Linked DNA regions of Mus musculus: region 2 is linked to region 1. Evidence: chromatin loops called from intact Hi-C (ENCODE). Cell type or tissue: heart. All regions are shown on one strand.

What was found. Peaks named below come from ENCODE experiments on the same cell type or tissue, not always from the same donor. Only the 100,000 strongest peaks of a DNase experiment are listed, where the experiment ranks them.
Region 2: a loop joins it to region 1, with 2.5 times the contacts of the local background. A loop is called at or near these places in 5 of 42 quality-filtered maps.

The regions. Positions count from the first base shown.
Region 1 is chr10:69,306,019-69,308,518 of GRCm38, reverse strand. No RefSeq gene overlaps it. Among named protein-coding and RNA genes, the nearest start is that of Gm40685, 4.8 kb to the left of the region's middle. In heart, CTCF peaks have their summits at 173, 375, 1,200 (motif pointing right) and 2,127 (motif pointing left); a DNase peak (open chromatin) is centred at 1,138.
Region 2 is chr10:69,253,520-69,256,019 of GRCm38, reverse strand. All of the region lies in intron 4 of Rhobtb1 (Rho-related BTB domain containing 1), which reads right to left. Among named protein-coding and RNA genes, the nearest start is that of Rhobtb1, 42 kb to the right of the region's middle. In heart, no CTCF peak of the experiment used is centred here; DNase peaks (open chromatin) are centred at 1,419 and 2,139; H3K27ac peaks cover 1,432 bases.

The sequences.
Region 1 (2,500 bases):
ATCAAAAACACCCTCTGGTATTCATGATGGTGACAGGCACCCTATCATGTAAGTTTTCACTCCATCTGGCCAGCTGGAAGGTCACTAGATGCTCTTTCTCAGGCTCAGTAGACACACAGGCATAGCCAACCTTTTGCTTCCACACCAGGACACTTTTGGTTACAAAGTTCACACTCAAGAACTATGGAGTTGGGGGCTGGAGAGATGGCTCAGTGGTTAAGAGCACTGATTGCTCTTCCGAAGGTCCTGAGTTCCAATCCCAGCAACCACATGGTGGCTCACAACCATCTGTAATGAGATCTGATGCCTTCTTCTGGTGTGTCTGAAGACAGCTTCCGTGTACTTACATATAATAAAAAAATTTAAAAAAAGAAGAACTATGCAATTGAGAAACTAGAAAAAGTTACACACACAAAAATTTCAATATTTTAAGTAACTTTTAAATGTTGCCTTGGACTGGGGATTGGACTTGTGTATTTTATTGCAAAACCCACCTCCTTTCCAGGACACCCCACATGTTTTTGAGTAAATAAAGTCCCTGGGGAGAGGCACTCATTGCAGAGGCTTCAAGGCCTAAACAGATTCCATTTCTGACCCACAGTGAGTATTTCCAGAGTTGGGAGCTGACCAGAGCAGACTTGACCAATAGTCTGTGGAGTGTTACTCCCCAGTGTTGGGAGCTGATGGTCTTCTGGGAATGTGTGGAAGAGTGTCTCCATTTGCTATGGGTTCCTCTCGAAACTCATCTTGGAACATCTTTTTGTTGTTGTTGTTTCTTTTGTTTTTGTTTTTTTCCCAGACAGGGTTTCTCTGTGTAGCCCTGGCTGTCCTGGAACTCACTCTGTAGACCAGGCTGGCCTCAAACTCAGAAATCCACCTGCCTCTGCCTTCCAAATGCTGGGAATAAAGGTGTGTGCTACCACTGCTCGGTTATGGAATGTCTTGCTTTCCAAGGAAACATAGCAGGGGGACCCAGTATCCCGCACTCCCTAGCCCCGTGTGATGCCCAAACCAGGGCAGACTCCTCAGTAAATAAACAGAAGCGCTCAGGCATGCAAGCCAGTGGCATCAAAGCTGCAGTGCACCGAGAACACTGGAATGAACATCAGAGAGTGCAGACAACCCTGGAAAAAGCTTTCCCTCTTGTGATTCCCAAGAAGGCAAGGCGACTCTGGCAGATCTGCTCTCATACCAGCAGGGGGCGACAAGGACTCCACAGACACCAAGGGAGTCCTTGAGTGTGGCTTCTCAGGGGACAGTGATCTCAGCTAGCCAAGGGGCTTGCAGGGAGAAGGACCTTCAGGATTACTTAAGGAGGGACTTTCCTGCAGGTAGATTACTTGTGTAAACAGTTTTTCTTAAAAAGAAAATACCACAGACTCCTGGGCCGCCCCTTCTCGTCAATGATTCTGACTTGGGGAATCTGTAGTTTTCAACATTCCTTGGGTGACTCTAATTTTGAAAGGTTTAGAGGGAGTGACATCTTGCTTCCTCAGAAACGATCAGAAACGAGGACAGAGGCTGTGACCTTTAGTGACCATTTTTTGGAAGACTCAAAGTCATCACGGTCTGGCTTTCATAGCTTACTTCCCAGTAGTCCCTAGGGACAGGGATAGTGTGATGCCTGGGGCCGTGACTGGACCTTCTTTCTGCCCCTAGTAAGGCAGGGTTCGAACGCCCCTGACTAACATCCCACAGACCTAGTCGAGCTGCTTATCCATCTCAACTGGGAGCCTGGGTTATCTCACTCTATGCTACATGCTTTGATGACCTCATAATTCACACAGCGTGGTTTTGGGTGGAAATGAGACCAGCTTCTCTCTTGCTCATTGTGCCTGGAGCCTGGGACCGTTATACAAAGCCAAATCCAAGTGTCTTTGGGTGAAGGAAACTGACTCAGCCCAGGAGAGATGCTCTGTAAGAGGTGGTATCAAACGAACTCTACTACATTTTATCCAGGGAAGATACAGGTCTCTGAAGCTGGGCTCCATGCTGCATTGCTGTGAGGCCTCTTTCTGAACTCGGTGTACCAAACTGCACCCAAAACAGAGAAGCCAGGCCCCACTTAGCTCACATTTTCTTTTTACTACTGGTGCCTGCGGGCTCTGTGGCGCCGCCTCGTGGCTGGAGGGTATAATAGCACGATCGGACCTTCGGCTTAAACTGCTTATTCGGATATCATGAGCACACATCTTGTCTACGTTTCCCTATTTGTTTCTGTGTCCCAGGCCGAAAAGCTGTGAGCAACCAGATTTACAGGCTCAGGATTGTATCCGGGAGGAGGAGCCTGAGTAACTTTCTCCCACCCTCGGTCACCGTGATGGACGGCTTTGATCTCTCTGCCTCTGATCCTGATCTCTGAGCCCCCAGCCTGTTCTGTGTCCTACAGGCTCAAATTGATAACCCAAGTGAGTGGCGGGTTCCAGGATGAAGGTCCCTTCCGCTATTCTAATTTTTGCATTTACAACCCAGACACTGGAGGGCAAGGCAGGAGGTTTTC
Region 2 (2,500 bases), 52 kb after region 1:
CAGAAGACTCAATGACAGATGTGCCCATTGTCTTTTCACGTTTCTCTTGTTATTGGCCGTAAGCTTAGGCAAAGACATAAACCCCGGGCAAACAGAGTCTTGAATATTTTAGAGAGCCTCCATGAGGCACTGGAAACTGAGTGTAGCCAAGCTATATCTGATTTCATGGACTTTTAACACGAAACCCAAACCATCTTATCTAAACAGACACCCAGAAACCGCAGCTCTGATTAATGTTATCATTTAAAACACACACTGTACTCCTCATAGGGGCAAACAGAGCCTGAGAGAGATCTGTATAGAAATGCAGCATGCCATAAATGAACCCAATTAGACTGTAAATAATGCACAGAACTGCTGGTGAGGAGGGCAATTATGGTGGCTCTAAATTGCTCAGTTAACTGTTTTGGAGGAAAAAAAAAAGCCCCCTCCCCAATTACCTAGAATTACCACTTCTTCAGAGCCAGGAAGATGGCTTGGTGGGTAAAATGTTTGCCTTAAAATATGGAGGATGGCGTACTGATACCCTGAACTCTTGAAAATGCCACATGGGTGTGGGTGCTTGATGGTAATCTCAGCACTCATGAAACAGGCGCCCAGGAATTTCCTAGAGTAAATTGGCTAGGGAGATTAGCTGTGTTGGTGAGCTCTGGATCTGATGAGAGACCCTGCCTCGAAGAGTCAGCTGAAAATGATGGAATGAGGTTCCCAACACCACCCTCAGACCTCTCTGTGCAAATGCCCAGTGTGCACACACAGGTGCACATACACACAAACACATTTATGCACACCATACACACATATACATATGTATGTATACATTTGTGTCTACCATACACACATATACACATATGTATACATTTATGCACACCACACACATATACATAAACATTGATGTACACCATACACACATATACATATATATGTGCACATTTATGCATACCATACACACATATAATACATAAACATTTATCTACACCATAAACACATGTGCATATAATATGTACACATTTATACACATCACACATACATATACATACATATTTATACATACCACACACACATATATACATGCACATTTATGCACACCACACACACACCATAAAGCTTTCACAGTTGGCTGCTTAGGGATGCATACAAAGAGTCAGATTATCTGCTGTGGGTTAAGGGGACTTCATGAAGCCCTGGAGCATCCCAGCTGGAGAGACGGGAGAATGCTGGTTTTCATTGTCCACACAGACAGTGAGAGACATATGAGACCAGGAGGAGGTGGCCAGAGAGTCTGCCACCTAGCCACGCTGTCAGCCACGAATGAGGAGGGAGTGGCGGGATGTGGGCTTTGCAGTTCGCCAGACCAGGAAGGAAAACTCAGCTCAGCTCCGTCGCAGCTGCCTGACCTTGGCCCTTCCTGTAGCTGCTTCCTCAACTGTGAAATGAGCTTACTTTGCAGGGTCACCACGACAACAAGGCTGCTGGATAGGATATGAAGGACTCTGGGCAGCAGCTCAGGCATCCAGGGCTGCTCAGCTTATGTTGGAGCTGCTGCCAACACCTTTAGCATCACAGGATTTTAGCATCACCTGACCCTGGGGCAGATGAGCCAAGGAAACAGTGACATCTGCAGTTACTTACATGAGCTTGGCTTGGAGGAGAGGGATGGAGCGTCCCATGTGCCTTCCTAAAGGCACAACTCATCCCATTTGCTGTCCTTTTTCAGATGCCCAGTATCAAAGTGTGACCTATCATTCTCAGAGATGAGTGATATCCCTTTAAGAGGCTCTTTGTTGCCAAGAAAAGAACGGCTGGTGACAGTCATGGTTACTATGTATGGTTTTGTTCCTGACATTTGAAAAGATCCAGAGAAGAACTTTAAAAGTTCATCCAAAAGTGGATGGTGCTTGGGAGGTGGGAGGAAGACCCCACCAGCTGTTGTGCTGGGACGGGTGGCTTGCCTTCCTGAGGGCAAAGGAGCCAGAAGGTAAACTGTGGGCAATAATTCCAGTCAACAATTGCACAAATACGGAAGAACAGGCAAGTACTTTGCTCTCCAAGGTGGGGTGCATCCTGTTTAAAGTGAGATGGAGATGCCTTGGTGTAGGAGAAGCAATGGGAGCCCCCGGAGTCCTGGAGAGCTGCAGGCGAGACTGCCCCTTGAGACACAGGACTGGGAGTGGAGGCAGTTCCTCACCAGTGGCGTGGAGACCCCCTGCCTCTTAGGGCTCCCCAGGCAGATGGGTTATCTGATGTTGGCTGAGATGCCATGTTGTCTGAGATCTAGGAAGACCTTTGATACACTGGAGCTATCTTTTCTAGTTGGCAAAATAGGGGGTGGGTATAGGGTTAAATAGTAAGCCACAGAGAGCAGTGGCCTTCTGTGTACAGTTAAACCAAGTTAGAAAGTTTTCAAATTCCAGTTGGCCAGCTGCCTGTCCCTGATTCCTCCTAGTCCTGCTGGATTGTTCTAGAAACCAGACCCTTCTGTGCAGGGAGTACTGGAGGA